Regions from separate parts of the Mus musculus genome. Here regions 2 and 3 are each linked to region 1. Evidence: chromatin loops called from intact Hi-C (ENCODE). Cell type or tissue: heart. All regions are shown on one strand.

Region 1 (8,000 bases):
ACTGTGAAAAGGGTAATGAGAATATTACTAGACCTAATTGATTCTTCTATCAGTTAAAGAAGGAAAACTAAATACCCATAGAAAGCAAAATCAGCTGGGTCATGGTAGCATTTGCTTTTAATCACAGCACTTGGAAGGCAGACACAGGCAGATCTCTGTGAGTTCAAGGCCAACCTGGTATATAGAGCTAGTTCTAGGACAGCCAGTGCTACATAAAGAAATCTGTCTTTTGAAAAATACAACAACAAGAAAGTAAAAGTGGGCAAGTTTTTTTGTTAAGCATTACTGTAATGGGATATTTAGTTAAAGGCAAACTGAAAAGCTATGCCTGGTGATACATGCCTATAATTCTAGTACTTTGGATGTGAGTTTGAAGACAGTTTAGGCTACATGGCTTAACTAAATAAAGTTGACAGAAGTAATTCTTTACATGGAAAATGAACAGTGTCAATGCAAGCTGAAATTTTTTATACAAATCTGACTTATAAAAATGTGTTATCATTAGGTATGCTGGTCACACCTGTGATCCCAGCACTCAAGAGACAGAGACAGAAGGATCACCCATTCTCGTAGCACCCAACACTGCACTATAGTAGTCCTGAAGATTGAACCAGCCATAGCTACTATCTGCCTTCTTTGTGTCCAGGTTTTGAACTGAGCCCTCCCATGGGCTCGGTTACACATCTCTCGGTGCAAGCTCTCTTTACTTTCTGGTATATTAGTAACAAACAGTGAGTTGGCCTCCTGCTCCTTTGGTAGTGGACTAAATTTCTGTTCCGCTGACCACAATCCTTCTAACCACACTGGGCATCCTTCAGGCTCGTACAGCATGTGCCTGAGCTTCTCCATTCCTGATCCCAACACCCATCAATGGTCCTGTCAGAGTAGGTGTCTGGGACAGGTGCTTGAGGCAAACCTTCTTTCTAATCTATCCTCCTTATAAAAGCAATTTGTATTCTCAGGCAGGTGATCATGGTTGACCACCCCGACCACCCACTACCTGCAAGACAGCAGGTGGATAATATTAAACCATTATTTCCTTTTACTGTATCTACTTTGTGCACCAGTAGCCCTTGAACTTGACCATTAGGCATTATGACCTTCAGTCCAGCCCCCTGGGGCTAATGCCACCCACACAGCATTTAGACCAGATATTTCCTCCCATGATGCTTAGATGTTAACACACCTAGCCTGCTGCATATTCTTCAACTAGGCTTCTCCAGGCCCCTTGTTTTCAGGCTGAGATGCTCATTTTCCTGAGTTCCAGGCAATGCCAGACATTACCTGTGCTGTCAGCATCTCTGCCAAATTGGCACTCTCTAGGAGGACAGCTTCAGAAACTAAGCCAAACCTATTCACTTCACTAAGCCAAACCAACCCACTTGAAGCTAGAGACAGCACTCTGGTGTAAAAATGCACTTTCTGGTACTTAATTGTTCAAACCTCATGCCACATGTCTGCGTGCCACACAGAGCGGCCATGAGAACGTGTAGCCTGCTCTCACGTGTGAGGATTGCTTTCTAGGTACTGAAATGTCACCTCTTCCTGGCCTTCCTTACACATGTGCCTTGGAGTTTTGAAAAGAATCTATCTTCCTTTCATCTGAATCACTAGTGATACCACAGACCCCAGATGACCCGTTTGCTCAGCATCCCATTACCCGGAATCCTTAAGCTTTAGGAGCCTCCTGTGAATAGGCACAAGTTTTGTGTTTAGCACGCCCCCCCCCCCCACCACCACCACACACACATAGGTTCCTGTTAATGGGACACTTCTCCATAGCATGGAATTGAGAACAGCAGGCCCTGAATTCCCCTACTCCTTTGGCAATAGTCACCCACTCCTCTTGGAAGTTTCTCAAAACTCAGAAGAAAAAAGTAAAGAAAAAGAGGAAGGTTGAAAATAAGGCAGATGTGACCCATCTTTTTTTTTTTTTTCACTCTTCCAAGCCAGACACTACTAGAGGCATTAGGATTTCCCAGAGGCATTAGGATTTCCCGGTGGCCACCAAAAGCAAGCACCCATTGCTCAGAACCTGACAATCGAGCCCATATGCTAGGGTGCTGTTAAGAGTTGTCTACATGCAAAATATGAGTGAGCAGCTATTATTAGAGACGCCAGCACAGAAGGAATAGATAGATAACGCAGAAAACGGGAGAACCAGACACCCCGAACACCCTGGTTTCTCAATTGTCACCTAGACTGACTGCTGAGCCGCTGCAGAAGCTCCAGGCCTGGTTCCCTCCCGCCATGCCCAAGGTCGCCCTGGCGGGGCCTCCTTACCTTGCGTGAGTATGGGGGTTTGCTCAGGTGGATGCCATCGCGGACCAGCTTATCCCGGATCATGATCTTCAGCTTCAGCTTAGGGTAGCTCACCAGCTCCCTGCTGCAGGGAGCGCCCGGCTGGCCACGGGGGTCCCCGCGAGTGCCCTGGGCTGAGCTGCCACATGGCTCCCCCCGGCGGCCTGGGGGCACCGCTTCTACCAGCGGTGCCGGTGGCACGGGCTGCGGTTCAAGGGTGAAGTAGAGGCCGGCAGCGGCCGCATCCTGTTCCCGCAGCCGGTGCACAGCCTCTAGGATGCGCCGGCGGTGCGCGGGAGCCAGCACCCCGATGGCGTCCAGGTCCGGGTCTCCGATCTGCTTGCACACTTCCAGGTCATCGTAGCCATTATCCACGAAGGACTCAGCGTACTGTGGGAGCTGTAACGCTTTCAGCCACTCGTAAACTATGTTGGTGCACATGGCTGAGACTCGGAACTCGCCAGCGAGTACCCAAGTGACACGGGCGGCACCAGTTCTTGCAACTTTTAATCCTCTCCTGGAAAGGGGTGGGGAGAAGAAACAGCAGGAAAAGTTTCTCCCTTAGTGGTTAGGCTCCGGCCGCAGAGTCAGAGCCATAGAAAGCAGCCGGGGAGGGAGCGAGAGAAAACGAGGAGCGTCTAGCGGCGAAGTGGATTCCCCGAGCAGGCGCGGCGCTCGCGGGCACTGGCGGCTGGGCGAGCGGCTGGGCTCCGCGCCGCCCCTGGATGCGCGGCCACCGCGGGGAGGGGCGCGCAGGCGGGGCCGGGCACACCCCTCGCACCCGCGCGGGTCACCGTCGCGCTGCGCCGCCCAGGAGGTTCCCCAGCTGGGGCAGTCTGGGGAGTGCTCGCTGCATGTCGCTATCTGGCCGGCTCCGTGGACGTCTGCAACCGGGTCCCACGCCGTGGAGGCGGCTCCGGCGGGCAGACCGGTGGATGATGGCGAGCGCCTGGTCTGTGCGCTTGTCAGTCACTGTCGTTCCCGGGGTCACGGTGACCCGGTGGCTATTAAGCTTCCGGACTCCGGTGGCTGCCCTGGATATCTTTCGACATTTCTTTTGAATCCGACTTCTCCAAACCCCTAGATTTTTTTTTCTTCGCTCAGTTCCCAAGCCAGTGGGTACTCTCGCCTGGGTGTCCAAGGGGAGGACCCGGTCACTGGTCCTGAGAGAAGCTGTTGAGTCCAGTGTCCCTTCTCCTTTCCCGATGCACGTAGAATGTCCTTTCAAAGGAGCGGGTTGCTAAGGCTCCACAGGCACGGTGTGTCTGGCTCTGTGGTGCTGCGCTCTGTGCCCCAAGCAGCTGCGTTTTGGCAGCAGGGTGGGAGCGACGTGGGGACTGTCCAGCCTGATGGGCGCGAGGCCCCTCCTCGCTATAACTAGTCACACCGGGTGGGTGTCGGGAGGGGCACGACTGCTCCCGATTGCCTCTCCCTCCAAGGCCATCTGACCTGCGAAAGTTTGGGGTGGGTTGTTACTTTCTCCTCCTCGGTCAGCGCATCCCTACCTGATCGGCATCCCTCCCCACCCCCACCTTCCTTCCAGCCACACAAGCACACCGCGTTGTGTCAGACCCCCTCAATCTCTCCCTGCCTTTTTGCTTTCTATTCACTTCGCGTTACAGCTCTTCTGCCCCAGGTGGCTCCCTGCCCAGGGACAAGAGAGGTTTTCTGCCTCCGAGACAGGGACCACAGCCGACTCCCCCTTCTCTGCCCCAGGGTCGCGTGTTAATTGATACACCACCACATACACCACCACGCAGCTGTGTTAAAGAGAACACTAGGGCATCTAGCACTTCTGCCTAGATGGGAGTAACAAAATTAACCGAGATTCCCTCCTGGTGCCCATGGCCCAGCTTTGAATGGAGGCGGGGGAGTGGGGAGGAGAAGGGCGACCCCCCGGAGTTCCTAGGCCTCTTTTCACTTCGTCTGATCTTTGGGGAAGCAGTTAGAACCTTAAGAAACCTTGCAGGCAGCAACAATTTCCTTTTCACAAAAGTAACACTCAGCTTCACTCTAGAGCCAGACCTGGCCAATACCCTTCCTGAAAGAGTCCTTCTGGGGCCCTACCTGTCTCTAGGCACAACACTAATGATGGCACTGCCCATCCGTGGCTTTAGAGTCGTTCCCCGTGGCTCCAGGACCGTTGGCTGTGGGTAAGGGACTCTCTGTGCCACGTTTCCACTAAATTAGTGAAGCTTAAACCCCTCTTGGGACAGACACTGAGAATCAAACTAACTCTCTCTCTCTCTCTCTCTCTCTCTCTCTCTCTCTCTCTCTCTCTCTCTCTCTCCTTTATGGTCTGTAAAATACCTGATATGGGTGAACCCAAAATGCGTCCCGTATTTCTACAATAGCTGGGGCCTATATGCTGAGTCCCAAGCTCCTGGATCCAAACGTCTCATACTGAAAAATAGCTACCAGGAAGAACCTTCTGTTTGGGAAGAAGAAAGACTACAACGCGGGTAGTCACGGAGCCGTGTCTGCCCGCAGTCCTAGATCACCCGCGTTTCCGTGTTCAGAGACTAGATTATGGTTCTGATCCTGGAGCAAGGCTCTGGGTTACCCCGGACCCTCCCTACCTAGCACGGATTGTAACTTGCCCTCCGTCCCTTGCCAAAGCAAGCTCACAGTGCCCTCTTGTGTCCAAGTGCTGGAATTTTAAGGCGTTGCCCAAGTCCCAAACTTGTTTTGTTCGGCTGAAGGAAGAAGAGGGCTTTATGGTTCCTATTTGCCTTCGTAATGTACAGATAATGCCCTCGCGTGTACCTTTATATCTCAATGCTTTGTCATGAAAACCGTTGGGTTTTGGTGAGGTGGGTATTGCAGTACTTTCAAAACAAGTCTGCTTCAATGGAACAGAAGTTCTCTGTAAATGCTTCTTCGGAAGTTGGTACTATATGCCAGGCATCTGCATTTATGTCTAAGTATATGTGGCTCTTAGAAGTATTATCCGCTATGTTACAAAAAAAGGAAGACCCATGTGTGAAACATTCCCTCCTCGTCTGGTCACTGTAGAGGAAAGGGTAGAGAACTATGAAGACAGAAACTCAGGGACAGGCTTCCAGCCACTGGATTTCCAGCTCCCTAGCCATTGCTAAAGGAACCAGCAGGAAACCTTGGGCTGGTTATAAAAGCAGAGTCTCTTACTTCTGCTGTTTGTGTGGTTAGAAAAGGAAACTTTCAAGCTCTTGAGTTTATTGCCCTGGCTTTTCTTTCTCAACTTGTTTGAAAACTCCAATAACACTACTTAATAGTCCTTTGCTTTCTCAAACACAGCCTCTTTCCCTCGGGAGCTTCAGGGCATTCATTTTGTCTCGTTACTCTTCAGCAAGCCAGTGAGTATTTTTATTTCCATTTTACAATTAAGGAAACTGTATTGGAGGAAGATGAATGGCTTGCCCAAGGTCATATGGTAAATCAGGATAGAGACAAGAACAAGCCTGTCTTGTTGAAGCCCCTCCTCTGCTATAGGCAACAGGGATTCTCCCTTATTTATGATCCGGGCACTGTCCAATTAGGAACTAAAGGATCCTGTGCTCTCGGGAGGGAACAGCTTTTTATGAATTAATCATTTGTTAATCAGTCATAAATAAAATCTCTCTTTTGACCTCTCCTTTTCCTCTCTTGCACACATTTCCCATGCTTGTCCAAGCCTTTGTGTGAAACTGCTGCTCCCAGTAGACTTCATTTATTTCTGAAGTCACAAATACAGAGCTTCTGTGGTCTGTACTCATCTCTGCTTCCTACGGAGGCTCCTGGCTATAGTCCAGAATGAAAGGGCAAAAATAACGATGGGGGAGGGGTAGAGAGTACATGGTTTGGTGGATCGAGTAACTTGCCGCACGGAGTTCAGATCCTGAGTCCAGACATCCCTAGTCTAACTAAAAGGATTTAGGCTGGATGCAAGGGGCTGTAATGCCTGTTCTGGGGGGGTGGGGGGGGGAGAGATCAGAGACAGGTAGAACCCAGGGATAGTTGAGAGCCAAGTGGCAAAGTCCAGGTTCAGTGAGAGACCCTTTCTCATAAAATAAGGTTGGTGGTGATCTGGAAAGTCTCTAGACACTGACTTAGGACCTCCACACGTGTACATACAGCCAATCACCATTTTCACACACACACACACACACACAGTGTGTAATTTTAAGATTTGGAAGCCTTCAGGAGCTACAAGGCCATTCTATAGCAAATACAGAATCCAAATTTACATAGAGAAGCTAGAGGTCCAGGGAACTGAAGTTTGCATGTGTGTCTTACCCACATATGTGACAGAGCCCAGATCTTTTCCTCTTGGGCTTTGTACTGCATTGTCTTCTTTTATGTGGCTATTGTCAAAATTGTATACATTCATCGATGTATACTGAGATACAGTACCAGACACCAAAGCAAAAACCAAGCATACAGTGTTTCTTCATTAACAGGAACTGGAGAGATCTCACCATACAGAAATTTAGCTGCTGGGCTTTAAAAGTTTGCTTGCTTTGCTTTGTTTTGTTTTATTTTGTTTTGTCTATGTGTTCTCCCACTCAAGCACTAACCAGGTCGGACCCAGTTTAGCTTCCAAAAGCAAACACACCCAGAGAGTGTGAAACTGGACCTTGACATTCAGAACTCCACACACACTTTTGTTCTTAAAGTGGCTATCACACTCCTAGTTCTCCTCCTAGTCTTAGCCTTAAAGCACCAAGATAATTCACACCATGAACCTTGACAAATACCTTTTCTTTTTGCAAGCTATTTTGGTGGAAAATGCTTTCTTAGAGTTTTTTTTTTTCATTAAAGAAAAAAATTACAAAAAGTAAACTGCTGATTATTAATTAATATATTATTAGCATAATATACATAATAACAATTAATAATTGTTATTTAATATATTTGGACTCTTTGGTTTGATTGATTCATTGGTTTAACATGGTTTTGTATTTATTTGAAGCAATAACTCTTCTTTAAATGAAAGTTACTGGTAAAATAGATTGGGGAGAAAGTTTCTATTTAAATACCACTTCAGAACTATTTTGCAATGATAATAACTATGGAACATGCAAAGTTAACACTGACAGTCTCAGTGTAATTAATGATAATTATATTCAGGTTTTAAAGTCTAAATACCAAAAAGCAGCTTTGCTGCTCAGTAACTAGATTCAAGGTTGCCAGATGAAAAAAAAAAAAATTTGTTTTGAAATCTTCCTGGTGTTACATAAGGTTCCATACTATTTTACTTAGAAGATAAATGTTCATACCTAATGTGTATAAAAATTAAATTCCATTAACATCTATTAAATGTCAGTCCCCTGGGTGTCTAGCCTTGTAAAAGTCAAGCGTATATAATATTAATCTTAAAATGCTAAATATGTCTTGCCTCTGCTTAAACCATCAGCAGAAAGCATCTAAAAGGGCCTCATGCCACAGGGAGGAAGGGGGATAATGGGCTTGAGTGATGTAACAGGCAATCTGTTCTTCAGTGGCGGCAGTGAGGGGTGGCGTTGGCACCTTAATTGGGGGGCAGGCTGGGTGGGGGTTTCTGTTAACAGGCCTGGGCTGTAGATGTTATATTAATGTGTGACAACATATTTGAAGAAGGGAGCGACAAGGAGCAGTGGGGAGTACCAGCAGGATGCCATTAGATTATGGCTTGCTATTATAACAGGCCTTTCTTTCTTAAAGCAAGGGAACAAAGGGGGTAAAGAATGTTCTGGAATCTT
Region 2 (8,000 bases), 79 kb after region 1:
ACTGGTTTGTTGATCCCGATTACCCTAAAACTCATTCTTCCAAATTCAAAACACATTTCTTTCCTATAACTTCTAAGGAATTATCGTCGTTGTGGTGATAAAGCCTCTGTGCTGGAGAGAAGGCTCAGTGACTAAGAGTGCTTCCTGCTCGTCCAGAACAAGAAGGGTCGCAGCATCCATGCCAGGTGGCTCACAACTGTAATTAAACTTCCAGGGGACCTAACGCCCTCTTCTGGCCTCAGTGTTCAGCACACACACACACACACACACACACACATACACACTCACACATGCATGGAATACACACACAGACATATGCACTACACACACTCGCATGCACACATTCATGCACACACACAGATATATGGACTACACACACACATGTATACATATATATGCACGTATACACTCACACACACATGCACACATGCATGCACACAGAGACATATGCACTATACACACACACACACACACACACACATACACACACACATACACACTCACACATGCATGGAATACACACACAAACATATGCACTACACACACTCGCATGCACACATTCATGCACACACACAGATATATGGACTACACACACACATGTATACATATATATGCTCGTATACACTCACACACACATGCACACATGCATGCACACAGAGACATATGCACTATACACACACACACACACACACACACACACACACATTAATTTTGAAAATATAAGACCCAACATTTAAATTCTGTTCGTCTAATGATCCTTAGAAGTTATGGGTTCTATCCAAAGTAAGGCAGACCAGCATAGATAGCAGTTTTACAATTAATGAAACTCAGACCAGTGGAGGTTAGTATCAATCAGATATGTAGGGCGATTAGTATCAATGACAAACTTAGAACAGAATTGGGGTCTGCATAAGCAGGTTGATGGACTTGGCATTTGTACACACGGGCCCCCACTCTTTACACACTCACTGAAAGCTGAGGTAAATTCATTTGCCCGTTAGTCAAAAAAAATGTATTTTGGGGTTTTGTTAGCAGGAAAATAAAGCTTCCAACAGATTTCCAGTAAGGTTATGAAATATATATTAACTTTAAATTCTATAAAATTTTAAGAATTTAATTTCTATAGCATTTAAAAATGCACCCAAACTCTAACTATTTAAATTTAAACAGAATAGACCTGTATACTTTCAAGTGTGACTCAGGGAGTAGCATTTAGGGCCATCTTATTAGTTTCACTCAATGGGACACATATGAACTGGGTCTTACCCGAAGGGTTCAGATATTAAAGCCCTGGTAGGGAGTCTGTGCTTGAAGGAGAGGACACCCCAAGATCTGTTTGCTTGTTTTGTTCTGTTTTGTAATCTTGAGAATATTTTTTAAGTTTTTAGGAATTTATGCATTTGTACGTATGTTGAGGTATATCAATTACTTTCACTCACTTATCTGTTACATTGGTTCAGATGTTATACTGATTCTCTGTGACTCAAGAAACTGATCTATAGCATGGCTGTAGGTCAGAGCTGTCTGGACTAGCATACCAACCCACCTAGGGACTTCTGGAGAATACAAATTCTCATAGCAGTGCCCTGTCCCCCATGCTTCCTAACAGAAATTCTGATGAAGGCAGGAGAGAGGACTTATGGTCCCACAGTCTGGATTTAGACATTTTCTTTTCCATGAAATCCTCTCATTCAGATTTGAGCACAATAGCTTAATTTAGTATCCAGTGCCAGGATTTCTTGGAATCCTGGGATTTTGAACACAGCTATGATTTGGCTGAGTCCTACTGAGGCAGCAAGACCAAGGGCTGAGGGCAACAGCACAGGGCTCTCTCTACACCACTGCCTGCCTCCAGTGCCAAGCTGGCCCAATGCAGTCTGCGTTTAATTGTTTATTGGTGTGGGTTTTTGAGTGTTTGAATGTTGCAAGCAGTAGGGATCCCATTGTGTTCATAAGACGATATTTCTACATTTACCCAATATTCAGAAGTAAGTCCCCAAGAAAGGGAATTAGGAGTATTTTCTACTAAGTGAGCAAAGAAGATTTCTTAAAATGAATTCAGTGAACTGCAAAGCTTGTGCAAGTTGGGTTGAGAGACTTGGCAGTCAGGGATGGACGAGATGAAGGAGCAGGGTGAGGCAGTCAGGGATGGGTGGGATGAAGGAGCAAGGTGAGGTGGGGAGTCAACACAGAGCCTAGAGGGGCTTGTATTTGGAGGAAGATGTATACAGTATTAATCCAGAACTCCAGCTTCACATTATGCGAAGTCCTCACATGTCTTTGGTAACAAGTACTTTTCTTTTTGCCTCTGAAACTTGTTTTAATTAATAAAATGTATTTCATGCCTTAATTTTGTCTTTTAAGAGTGATTAGCACTTAAAAGTATAAGCAAGACAAATGGAGGAAATAAAGTTTGAAAATCACTCAGAGAATTCTTCTTGTTTAAAAAGATGCATACATCTTTTAAGCAACAGCACACATTTTTTGAAGCATTTTTTTTATTAGATATTTTCTTATATACATTTCAAATGCTATCTGGAAAGTTTCCTATACCCTCCCTCTGCCCTGCTCCCCTACCCACCTACTCCCACTTCTTGGCCCTGGCATTCCCCTGTACTGGGGCATATAAAGTTTGGAATACCAAGGGGCCTCTCTTTCCTGTGATGGCTGACTAGGCCATTTTCTGCTACATATGCAGCTAGAGATATGAGCTCTGGGGGTACTGGTTAGTTCATATTGTTTTTCCACCTATTGCAAACCCCTTCAGCTCCTTGGGTGCTTTCTCTAGCTTCTCCATTGGGGGCCCTGTGTTCCATCTTATAGATGACTGTGAGCATCCACTTCTGTATTTGCCAGGCACTGGCATAGCCTCATATGAGACAGCTATAACAGGGTCCCTTCAGCAAAACCTTTCTGGCATATGCAATAGTGTCTGGGTTTGGTTGCTGATTATTGGATTGATCCCTGGGTGGGGTAGTCTCTGGATAGTCCATCCTTTCATCTCAGCTCCAAACTTTGTCTCTGTAACTCCTTTCATAGGTATTTTGTTCCCATTTCTAAGGAGGAATGAAGTATCCACCTGTTGGTCTTCCCTCTTCTTGATTTTCTAATGTTTTGCAATTGTATCTTGGGTGTTCAACAGCACACATTTTAACCACTTCTAATCGGGCACCCACGACAGCAACATTTGACCCAGAAACTGCAAAGAGCATTAACTTTAAGTTAATGGAAGAATGTTAGAATCTTCCCACAGAGTCCTAGGAACGGTGAGACCAAGGAGGCTCTTTTACCCCAAAGCATCGAATGACACAGTGCCACTTAACACAGGACACTCAAATAGAAAGCATGGCCCGAGACAGAAGAAAATCTTTTTTTTTTCAAATTTGTACTTAAGTATGAAAGTACTAAAACTTTTGATAATCAGTCAGGCCAATATGAAATGATCTACATTACTGAGCGATAGTATAAAATGATGTGTTGTATAAGTTTTCAGATAAAAAAGAATATATCATGAAAGCCTTTCTAACTTGGAAATTACTGTAAGGACTTCTTGTCCAAGACATGACTGCCCCCATGTGGGCCAGTTTTGTATCACACTAAGAGGCAGAAATCTAGAAACAAGCATGAGAATTCCGTCAGCATTCCCTGAGAGACTTTATTCTAGATCCATTAATTTGGTGCAAGTAGTTACACACTGATAACAACAAATAGGTTAGAAAATTCTAACTATGGAGATATCCATTATCTTCACTACTCAAGGATGTTCCATACACCAATACACTGTTTTTTTTTTTTTTTTTAGTGGACCTTTTCAGAGATGTCAACTCAGACCCTGCTCACACACATGGACTCAGAACCAGTATCTTAATAAGACTCCCTGGTTATGTGTGTGCATTTAGATCTAGTTCTTGGCTCCATTCCAACCCATATATGTATATATGTATATCTGTGTGTGTATGTATGTGTGTGTATATACATACACACATATATATCGGCTTATTTTCTTTAACTAATGTGATAATTCTACAACTCAGAAAAACATTAAAACAAATTTCCAAAAAGAGGGCTTCTTTTTTGTTTCAGAAGAGATTAGAGTATTTTATTTTGCCCAATCAGAGCTCTTCAGCAAAGAAATTCATTTACATATATAGGAACATTTCTCAGAAACATTAATTTGTAATACATTCTCAAAATACCAGCTTAATGGTATTTATTTACAAAAATATTTCATCACCTAATTTTGAACCTATTTGCTGTGATGACAGTATTTTTTTTTTCTCATTAAGTTACAGAAACGCAAAAGAACTACAAAGTCTGAGGATGTTTTTCAGGGTTTGCAATAGTGCTTTTTTTTTTCTTAAAAAAAAATGAAACACTACACAGATAATTAAAAAAAACTGTACTCCAAAAGCACATTCCAGGAATTATTTTAGAAACAGTTCTGCACTGAGCGAACGTAAAGAGAAAATGCAGGAGATGAACAGTGCGTACGGTGTTGACAGACAGGCTAGCAGTCTGGATGCATGCTTGCCCTCCGCATGGACAACCCTAGGAAACTAAGTCTGTCTGTTTTATAACTGTTTTTTTTTTTGAAACACGTTTACAATGAAAGGAAGTGTAACTAGACAGTGCTCCCCTCCCTAGACTAGCTACCATGTTAAGTAGAGGTCACACCTAAAGTATCACATAGCTATTTACAAAAAAAGAAAAGAAAGAAGGAAAGAAATGATGCCACTATTTCTCATCTTTTCATTACTTCTTAGTGCATCTAAGTCTGTCAGAAACACAGTACACTCTCTTCAATTGGAGCAAAGTTTGGATAACAAAATACAAGTGCTATAAAAAAATAATCAAAACCCCAAACTCACATAAATAAAATCCCACAATTAACCTACACCCATTTTAAATGCCTGAGTCAAATGACCTACAATGAGTTGACACTATTTATACCTTATAAAGATTAAACTATGTGCCTCACTGAAAAATACTTGCAGATATATAATCCCATTTCCTGCACGTAACAGAAAGAGGCCACCCGTAAGCAACTCTGGAGACAATACTGAATTCATAGAAAAACTGAACCAGTAACTTCAGACCCAGACTGGGAAGTTATTAAAATCATTCACTTTCCCAGGAAGCTACGCTACAGCTTTGCCCCTTTCATTTGCAGCAACTGTCTTCCGTTCACAGAATGCTCACAGCATCTGAAGCAAGAGCGATGGTGCCCACATTACTCTACAGCGGGCCAGAGGAAGGAGAGACAGACGGACAAAGGTCAAAGCTCAGCCGCTGCATAGTCATCTCCAAGGCAGCAGCACACTTGGGCTTCAATCTCACCCCAGAACAAACACTGAAAGAAAAAGACAAACAGAAAACCAGAAGGGATACTGGCTACATAGGAGTGTTCTTTTCAAAGTAAATACAGAATAAAAAGGCCTAGGAGTATTGATTAAGTATCAAACTGATAAGGAACAAACTCTATAAACTATTAAAATAAAAAGAAAAAACCTTCATTGACAAAAATACATAAACTCTGTTTCTATTTTTGGAAATTTATTTTTAAAAAAGGTAGAAGAAAATATCTGGAAAACCATTTTCAATATATGTATATATATATGTATTTTAAAACAATAACTAAAATAGGCATCCAATAGCAAGCTGAAGCTTCAGAAAAGGTCTAGAAATTATGGTTGTGGACATTTCCCCTCAAAAAGATCAATATTGGAAAATATTTGGCAGAGTTTTTTTTTTTAACTACATAACTGTGTTTTGTCAGGTGTGAAGGCCTTTCAATAATGCATGACCTTTTAAAACTTAAATGTATCTCAAATGAGATACCAGTATTTCTTAGTATAAGGGTAAAACATAACTTTTTATATGGATAATATACATACTTTTTAAGTACTTTGACTTAACAAGTTCACCATTTTTAAAATTAAAGAGTACATTCATAAAAATTCATCTAAAACTAAAAGTATACTTTCTAGCAGCATATAAACATAGCATGTTTTTATGTGATTATAAAAGCAACTCCGAAAGTGTCGCAACAAAGATCAAGCCCATCGAAACACACAGCAAATCATTTCATTTGTTTTTAATCTTTAAAAGCTAGGCAAAGCCCTACTAAAGGTTTTAGAACCGATTGGTTTTAGGTGACGCTAGCAGCGTAGTCACGATTTTGGTATGTCTCAGACACATGTATCACTTGATTTAAACCGAAAAAGTGCAGATTAAATAAAGGACAATAAAAAGTCATGACCTAAGAAAGTGCAGAAAAATTCAAGTTTAAAGTTCAGTGCTCTTTATTTTGCAGAAACATAGAAACAAACAAAATCCCCCAAGTTAAAATAAATCTTTGCCACAAAAAAGAAAAACAGATACAAAAACAAACAAACAAACAAAAACCTTTGGAGATAGCTTTACTAATGTCACATGCGAAATGCCTTGAGCAAAGATTTGAATACAGAACTTAGGGTAAAACTTGGAACAAGCCCCCCTGTTCCTCTCCCGTCTCCCAGCATCTCCCACACTCTAAACATGTGTGCTCTTTCAGACCCGTCTTGCTGCCTTCCACAAATGTCTACCTGAACTAACAGCAGAAGAACCCACAGGATGTTCTAAGTGAGGTCTTAAGGAAGCATTCTGGATAAAACTGCAGCATACTTGCAATGATATGCAGATGTACATAGCAGTATTTTCCTGTGAAAATCTCAAATCAGGGACAGGTTTTGTTAAATCTCTAACCAGTTTTTGGAAGTGGTATGGCCGTAATGTGAGCAGGTATTAAGGTGACGCCATGTTCAAACACATAAAGATTTTGACAAAATGAGATACTTCAAATAACAACATTCTAAGCAAACAGGGACTGATTTTAGTTTGCAAAATGAAACAAGTTTGTTATGTGGTACATAGAGACAATCTCTTCCCATTAATAAAATTAACTGAAGAATACTTGAATTTCAGAATCAAAGACAAATGAGTTTACAGAGAAGACACACACGTACTCACACACTCTTTTATGTTTTTGATATTTTAGTTTTTGACCTTTTGTTGTTATTGTTAAAGTTCCTGAAACTTTGGCTTGCTGGTGGCTACTGCTTTTTGCATCAAAAAGACAGGAGTGGGTTGGGAGGAGGCAGGCCATTTCAGACCAGTCCATGCCCTGGGCCAGTTATCACTGGGAACTGTCTTATTTACATAGTCATGTGCAGCCCTGGGAAGCTCATTTTCTCTACTTAAAAATACTTTGTACTTTCTAGTACTGGTCTCTTAGCCTGTTGTGCACAATATGTAGATCAATTAAAATAAAGAACAAATAATTTAAAATGAATTAAAATGTTCTTATAAAAATCCAACTCCGGTAAACTTCTCTACTTCTCTATTAGTAAATAATCACAACTTTGACTCATCTATTTACAGCGGTTAAAATGACGGTAGAAAAGAACCTGATATGCAAACAACCCAACAAATTAAACAGCTGAGGCTCCACACAGAGTCAAGCAGTGTGTTAGGTACTTAGTACTTTTCAACTTTTTAAAACTCTCGACTATCGATATTCATAAAACTATACCTTTAAGAAAGGACCCAATTCTTCCAGTGAGGTACCATGGAACATGGGTTTAATGGACAATATATAATGCAAATTAAGCAATTTGTAAATTGCCGAATGTTCAGAGAACAGACATGAAACGAATGTTTTTTCACTTTCTACAGATTCAGAAATTTTAAAAAATGATTATAGTTTAAAAACATTTTTATCTTGATCAGTTCTCTTTATCACATATATTTAATCCTTACTATGCTATTTAAAGTAAACTTTGATGTAAACTTTGATATCCAGTAGTGCACATTATAAAATGTAAACAAAAGAATTATTAATGAAAGAGACAGGGGCAAGCGGCAGGCTGAGAAGTGAGGATGACCTACAGGGACTTAACTTCTCACACAGAGCAGGAAAAAGCCCGAGTCGCAGGAATCTGTGCCCTGCCTGCACGTAAGGA
Region 3 (8,000 bases), 310 kb before region 1:
TAGATCTTTTGGCCCAAAGTTCCAAAGTCCTTCCATAGTCCTCCCCAAAACATGGTCAGGTTGTCACAGGAGTACCCCACTATGTTGGTACCAATTGTGGGCTTAAGACCCTCACCCTAGTTGCCTGGAAGTCAGTCTTCCACTAGTAGCCTTTGGATGAAGACAGAGAACTCTCAGCTCTGCCTGTGCCATGCCTGTCTAGATGCTGCCATGCTCCTACCTTGATGATAATGGACTGAACCTCTGATCCTGTAAGCCAGCCCCAATTAAATATTGTTTTTTATAAGACTTGCCTTGATCATGGTGTCTGTTCACAGCAGTAAAACCCTAAGACAGAAGGCATGTTCCAAGTATATTACATACTTGCATGAAGATTGATTTCTGTAATGCAGTAAAATAAAATAAAATAAAATAACACTAACTAAAATCCTTGTAACAGTTTTTTATAAATAGGATCATTATCTAAGATGCTAATTGTTTGGAGTGGAATTGTGTCTTCACAAATGTATGTTGTGTCCCTAATATGCAAGTACAATTCTTGTGGGTATATTTTAATTTAAATTAAGCTATGCAGGATTAGCTTTGGGGCTAGTTTAACATTACAGGTATATTTATAAGGTGGGAGAGAAGACAGAACATCTAGGGAGGATGACAAAGACACAGTGTGTGGTGAGTGGATGGATGCATCTAGAAGCCAAACAATGAAAAGGAGTTCTAACAACTACCAGAAGAACAGATAAATCCGGAAAGAATCCTGTAGATTAAAATGATTATAATTCCATATACATTAATTAACCAATTAATTAATACTGGAGATTAATATGGAGGCAATTTTTCCTTAACCAGCTAGTTCTCCCAAGAATCACAGAGACCGTTTAACATTTCACATCGTAGGCCTAGCTGGGAAGACTCTTAACTAGCTCATCTAAGTTAACCCAACCACCTAGCCCCCATCCAGCCATGTGGTCTGCTATACCTTCTATATCCATAGTCATGCCCATCACTTCTCATATGTCCTGGCAAAAGGTCTTCCTCTTTTTTTTTCCCCAGAGTTCCTTTCTCCCCTCACAGGAAGTCTCACCTTCCACTTCCTGCCCAGCTAATTGACCATCAGATTTATTAAAGCCAATCAGAGAATGCCGTAGGAAGGTGAGGAAACACAGAGACACAACATTACACAGCATACCCCAACATCTAGTGTCTTGGATAATATGACCTGATCTTGGCTTCATATTTCTAGAGCTCAAAATTTATGAGATAATAAGGTGTTATCTTTTTTAATCCCACTGTGTATTTTTTTCTTTTCAGGGCACCTCTAGGACAGCAAAATGTTATGTTAAATTATTTTTTGAATAGGGACCTGGAGAGATGGCTTGATTGGTGAAGCAGTTGCTGTGCAAGCAGGAGAATCTGAGCCTGACCCAGAACCCATGTAACAACCAGATGTAGTCTTCAATTCTAGATCTGGGAAGTCAGAGACTGAAGGATTCTGGGAGCCACTAGCCAACTAGTCCTGCTTTATCAGGAAGTTCCAGATTCAGTGAGATTCAGCATCAATAAATAAAAAAATAAAAAAATAAAATAAAATAAAATAGGGAGTAGTAGAGGAAGACATTCAGCATTGGCCTCTGATTCCCACATATACATGCATACATATGAGATCCCATACACTTGCATACACACACATGTGCGCGCGCACACACACACACACATGCATGCACACACACATGCACACACGCATACAACTTAAAACAAATATGACAGCTAACTTTCATTATGGAAAATTTTCTTATTAGTGCTTGATATAAATCATATCAACTATATTTACATATAACCAGACACAACTGTTACTTGGTTCTTAATGTCACTATCTTACATTTCAGTAGCTGAGTGCTGGAGTTAAACTATTAGCAGTTTTGTAAAGAAACCAAGAATATATAAAGAAAACTAGAGCTAATTAGAATGTGGGAACAAAGCCATGAGAATGGACACTGGGGGATAGACAGGGCCCTAATGAAAACATGCTTTCCAGTGTGTTGTGCTATTGATTAATTATCAACATTGATTCTCTTGTTGGGCAGCCATTAGCAAAAGCCAAAGGTAAATGAATATTCATGAAATTTATTTCAAAATGGGATAACTGTGTTGTCTTTTAGCCACTGATGTGTTGTCTGTGTATCTTTGTGTAACAGGAAGCCACCAAGTTAACATCCTTAAGGCTTCTTTACTTATAAGCAGCTTTCTGCCAACAAGAGGCATCAGTATTTCAATAAAGCTGTGTCAGACAATCAATATCACTTCACCATGAGGAAGCAGAGGTTGTCCAAGAGAAATTTGGTTTTAGTCTGTGTTTTGCTTCTCTTTGTAGGTTCCTTCCTTCTTTCCTTCCTTCCTTCCTTCCTTCCTTCCTTCCTTCCTTCCTTCCTTCCTTCCTTCCTCCCTTCCTCCCTCCCTCCCTCTTCCTCCCTCCCTCCCTCTTCCTCCCTCCCTCCCTCCCTCTCCCCCTCCCTCCCTCTCCCTCTTTCTTTCTTTCTTTCTTTCTTTCTTTCTTTCTTTCTTTCTTTCTTTCTTTCTTTCTTTCTTTCTTTTGTGGATATCTTATTCCATTTTCTGCAGCAACAGCAAAATCATTTTCACTTTGTAGAAGCTGGGAAAGCTTGGTACCTATGTGACATCAGGAAGGGTCTTCTTGCAATATCATAGCATGAAGAAGTGAATGAGAGTGTTCTAGGGAGATAGTACATGTGCTAATTCAGGTCTCTTTACCTGTTACAAAGCCACCAATACTGCAGTAAGGGAAGAGTTAAACTTTATAGCCTTCTCCAATTCCAGTTACCTCCTGAAACCCCACTTACAACGTATTAGTTTTGGGGAATTGTGTTCCTCACACATGAACTTTTGGAGTTCATATTCAAACCACAGAACATGCATATTAAAATTTTTTCAGCTCCATGGGAAGCAAGCAAGCCAGAAAGTTCAGTTCTTACCAATGACAAGGGTTCTTAGAAGCTAGGTAGTGAATGTTTCTCTCTGTGCCTGCAGCTCAGACTGTAGCTGGAGGGCAAAGAGAATTCTCCCAGCAGACCTCAGGAGCTTGCTGGTAGGATGCCCATCCTAGAGCCACACCTGAATAACTGCATCAGACACAAGGCTGCTCCCCTCCTGTGTCAACTTCTTAGTGAGCTCTCCCCAGGCAGATTGAGGTTCGCTCCCTTTGCTTCTGTTTTTCCTTCTTGATCCAAGAACTACAAGGTTCCGTTTTACTAATTTTATTAAAATTTTCCATTTTACTATTGATTTTCCTCCCAGTGGAATGTAAATTCTAAGAAGGATGTTTTACTATATGGTTCACAGCTATAGTGCCAAAGAGTTGCATCTGGCAAATGGTTCTCTCTTCCAGTGGATATTACCTGTGAATTACCAAGAAAACGCTCTGTGCTCACCATCATTGTGGAATACAGAAAGTTCTTAGTGAGTGGACTTTCCTAACCACAAGTTTTGACCAATTTATAAGACTTAGTGAGTTTAGTTTTTACTTGTGATGAAATATTTCCAAAGCATCATTGAGGATTGATTAAGTACGCCGTGGAGCTGATGGGAATTGCTTCTCTAGGTGCCGGAATCCTGAATCTATCGTTAATGTTACACGATAGGCAATGTATTATTTTTGAGAATTGATTATCTCCCACTGCTAAAGCCCTTGTTTGCATAATTACTTTGGAAGCATTTACAAGTACATGAAATCTGGGGGCTTCATAAATCTACTAGAGGAGGATTAGGTGCCTCCAGTGCCCCTAAAACAACACAATGAATTGAAAAAAAAAATAGTGCTCAAATCAAACAATCCTTCTTAAAGGCTTTAAACATAGCAACGGAAGAAGATGCATGGCAACAGAGATAAATGTTTGAAGAGGGCTCAAAAGCTAAAATAACCACTAGGGGGGTGTCAATTAAAAAAATCTGAATTTGAATTGTTAGCACAATGTTGCCAACTGACCAATGGCAACTTGGCCAGGCAACTTGGATGCAAACTCATTTCTGAAATACCCATATGGCCAACACCACAGTAAGAAGCAGGTGGGGGAGGGGGAGGGGTCTGTGTATCCCTTTCAATCTGTAACTACTACTCTCTCACTTGAACAAGACCACCTCTGAATTCTGCCAAAAGGCCATTGCTTTATTAGCCAGCAAGGCTAGAAAGCCTGAGAGTAGACTGCATGAAAGATTCACTTAGTCATAGGGATGGGGAGAGTCAGAACAGAGCTGAGAAAGGTACTTAGATGAGTCTAGAGAGCTCTACATGTCAAAAGTTACATCCCAGGTATTTGGCTTGTGGTTTGCTTGGCCAAAACAGGGGTTGTGATATCATAATCATAATGTGCTGTGCACATCAATGAAAATTAATAATATAATATATAACACATAACAAATTCTAAATAAATGATATATAATATATATCATATATTATATGTTATTAGTAACAATGATAGTAAATACAAATATATTGTCATAATATAAAATTCATTATATATAATTAGCCTTTACTATACATATTGCTGAGTATAAGATATACCATCAATCCTGTCTATAGGACCAATTTCTACTAAAGTTACTTTAAGTAGTAAAAACAGGAACCAAGCTACTTTGAGGTTTAAAGTCCATTCTCATTCACAAACGACATAACTTAAATACAAGAAACTTAGCGGTAACTTTAGAAGTAGGGTCTAAGAAACTGAACGTGCGAAAGCCACAGATGTGTTAAACATAGGTGAACCAAGTGGTTGATATGAGCTTGTGTAGCTGGTGACTAGGAATTCTGGGATTCTGCCATCTGACCCACTTCTGTCATGTTCCTTGTGGTGGTTGGTACCACTGCGTAGTAGCTCTGTTTTATTCTCCAGTGCTGAAATCTCTTGGTAAGAATCACTCTGTGGGCTCCCATTTATCTCTCTCTTTTGCCATCTCCCTCCACCCTGCAGAAATTAGAGTGAAGCTGGGTGGGAAAGAAGAAGCAGCTAATCACTGCCTCTTAATTCTCATTAATAGAGAATGTTGTGGAAGCACTTGCTGCTACTACTCAATTTATTCAGCAGGGGTGGGTTTGGAAAACATCCTGGAGAAGATCACTGAAAAGACCACGTTTTATTCTCTGGCAGTGTAGTTGTAAAATGGGAACCAGCAGGGAGGTGGGTATTTCCTAACCTAAGCTTTAGCGGTCCGGCTTTACCTTCTGTGGCTCGGAAACCGCATCTAGGACTGGCCGTTTAGAGGAGAATGGCTAGGTCAAATGATAGGTGTGTTTAACTTTTGAAAGAAATTACCAGACTATTTCCCAAAGTGGTTGTACTACATTTTATCTGTCAACCTGAGAAGAGCTAACGTTTTAAAAATCTGACCCACAAATCCAAGCACTTATATTTAGGTTATTTTCTCTCAGTAGTGTCCTGTCGTTTTCATAATTTCTATGCCTCAAAAATTTAAAATGTATTCTTATTTCTATGTATATGTGTTGCCTGGCTGTCTGCGCAGGCCAGAAGAGACATCAGACACCCTAGAACTGGAGCTACAAGTGATCATGAGCTGCCTGATATGGTGGTGAGAGTTGAACCCAGGTCCACTGCAATAGCAGCAGGTGCTGCTAACTGCTGAGCCATCCCTCCCGCAATGCCCCCCCACCTTTAAATATTTTTAAAGTTTATCTCAGGTCTCTGCCACATCACAGAGATGTGTCCTGACCCCTTTGTCAGCATTTATTCACTCACCTAGCCCTTTCTTCCCTTGGTCTCCCTATACCTGCTTCCCTCTCCTGGTCCCCTACCTACCATCCCTCTCCCACCTAGTTCCCTTCCTCCAACCACCTCCAGTGACTATGATATTTCCCCTCCTGAGTGAAATTCATTCACCCTTGGGACCTCTTTCTGTACTTAGGCAAAGTATAGCTAGGGTATCTACAAAGTAAAGTGTAGTAGTACTGATCAAATAGTTATTGAAAATCCTTTAGGAGCAAAACAAAATGTTTCACCTCCCTGAAGCCTTCATTACTTACTTAGGTTTTTCAAATTTATTTTATGAATTCTAAGTGAATGTGTGCTGTGTACTGTATGATAGTAAAAACCTGTACTCTACTAATTCAAGTGAGTAACTGTGTCTTTTCAACCTGTTATGTTTCTTGTACATTTCCATTGTGAGTCAAAGAGAGCGAGTACAGCCACTGAGGAGTTTATTCAGATCCATTGAGGTACTTAGTAATAAATGTTATCTTCATGATTTCCCATCTTTATTTCTTTATTTTTTCTTTTTTCTTGGTTATTTTATTTATTTACATTTCAAATGTTATCCCCTTTCCCAATTTCCTCCCCAGAAGCCTCCTAACCCATCCCCTTCCTCCTGCTTCTATAAGGGTGTGCCCCACCCACCTACCTACTCCTGACTCCCTGCCCTCTCATTCCCCTACAATGGAGCATTGAGCCTTCACAGGACCAAGGGTTCCTTGTTTGGTAGATTAGCCCCTGGGAGCTCTGGTTGATTAATATTGCTGTTCTTCTTATTGGGTTGCAAACCCCTTCAGCTCCTTCAATGCTTTCCATCTTTGTGTCTTTAGTACTGATGATTTAGTTGTTTCAATGCTTGTGAATCAAGGAAATTATTTTTACTCTCTGGACATAAAACTACCATGATATTTATGAACATTGCTCACAGCATTTAAAAATAAGTCAATCTAGGCATGGTGGGAAATATCTACAGTACTAGGGCATGAGGGTCAGTAGACACCAGCCTGGATTACATAGTCAGAGGGAGTGTGAAAAATGAATGAATGAATGAATGAATGAATGAATGAGTGAACATGTGTATCTAGAGATGCTGGGTGGAGTGGAGAGAGTGGCTCTGGGGCAGTGATATCTGTCATCATCGGGTTCCTCTGTGATACTAAGCTGGCCAATAAAAGGTACTTAGTCTTGAATGCACATTCTATACACACTTTACCCTTTCAAATACTGGTCACATCATACCATAGTTACTATCGTTGAATATTAAAGACATGTTTCTCTCTGGCCAGATGACTGAAGCCCAACTCTTCCCATGGTTTGAAGGTTTCTTTTGTGTGCAGTTCTAGCCAGCCCTTCCTGACTCCTCATTTCCTTTTTACAAACTTCCAGGGAGTTGATGGTCTAGTTCTATCAAGGTTGATTATGTTAGAGCTTCGTGGTACTTCTCATCCACCACTCTCCCTACTCTGCAAGCCCTCTGGGAATGTCTATTCTCTCCAGATCTATTCTCCTTTCAAGGAATGACCAGGCTCAGTCCTATCTAGCTCCCGAGATCACTGGGACCAGGTACCTTCTGTGAGCTGTGGTCATAACTTCTCAAAAGCAACCTACCCTGTTAATGCTTCCCACGCTCCTCTCACACTCAGGTCTCCTGAGCAGTGAGTTTTCAACATGAGCCACATGCTAGAATTACTAGAGAGTTTTAAAATATATAGCAGTACCTAGACTCATTATTCTCAGTCAGAATAATGCATGTTGTGGAATAGGCCCTTAATGAGTATTTTTAAACAATTAACCTATTCAGTAGAAATGAGAATTGATTTTGGAAAAAAAAACCAAAGCAATAACAGAATGCATCTTAAGAACATGTAGAATAGTTTTGATATGGACTTGTACTTTTTGTTCCTAATAGTAAATGTTATTAATGACAATTGGGTGACATTATTTTTGTTCAACTTAAAAGGAATTGTTGCATGGAAAAATTTCCTAATCATAATAAGTCCACAATGATAACTTCAAAGGTCAGAGACGTTAGGATGGACTACTGAGAAAGCAAAGTTTGTCTTTGGTAGAAAATTAATGGAGGAGACTTTTGGAAGGAAACTGTAACTGATACATAAAACAATTCTCATGATCTCCAAGAGTTAAGTTATTTTATACAAAAACCAATAGGCTAGGAAAATGGCCTAGATAGTAATCCACTGGGCAGGAAAGCATGACGACCTGGGTTTG

Evidence for each region. Peaks named below come from ENCODE experiments on the same cell type or tissue, not always from the same donor. Only the 100,000 strongest peaks of a DNase experiment are listed, where the experiment ranks them.
Region 2: it touches region 1 in a loop (2.5-fold over the local background); 3 of 42 quality-filtered maps call a loop at or near these places.
Region 3: a loop joins it to region 1, with 2.5 times the contacts of the local background. A loop is called at or near these places in 2 of 42 quality-filtered maps.

Annotation. Positions count from the first base shown.
Region 1 is chr10:9,672,222-9,680,221 of GRCm38, forward strand. Samd5 (sterile alpha motif domain containing 5) reads right to left here and starts at 2,987. Exons shown (of 2, transcript NM_177271.3): 1 at 2,284-2,987. The coding sequence starts at 2,742. In heart, CTCF peaks have their summits at 2,460 (motif pointing left) and 4,955 (motif pointing left); DNase peaks (open chromatin) are centred at 2,530, 3,130, 4,000 and 4,930; H3K4me3 peaks cover 4,004 bases; H3K27ac peaks cover 2,608 bases.
Region 2 is chr10:9,751,471-9,759,470 of GRCm38, forward strand. It overlaps Stxbp5 (syntaxin binding protein 5 (tomosyn)), which reads right to left. Exons shown (of 26, transcript NM_001081344.2): 26 at 4,077-8,000. Among named protein-coding and RNA genes, the nearest start is that of Gm31471, 56 kb to the left of the region's middle. In heart, a CTCF peak has its summit at 3,579 (motif pointing left); no DNase peak of the experiment used is centred here.
Region 3 is chr10:9,358,588-9,366,587 of GRCm38, forward strand. It overlaps a transcript of Samd5 not described here. Among named protein-coding and RNA genes, the nearest start is that of Gm48750, 12 kb to the left of the region's middle. In heart, a CTCF peak has its summit at 3,929; no DNase peak of the experiment used is centred here.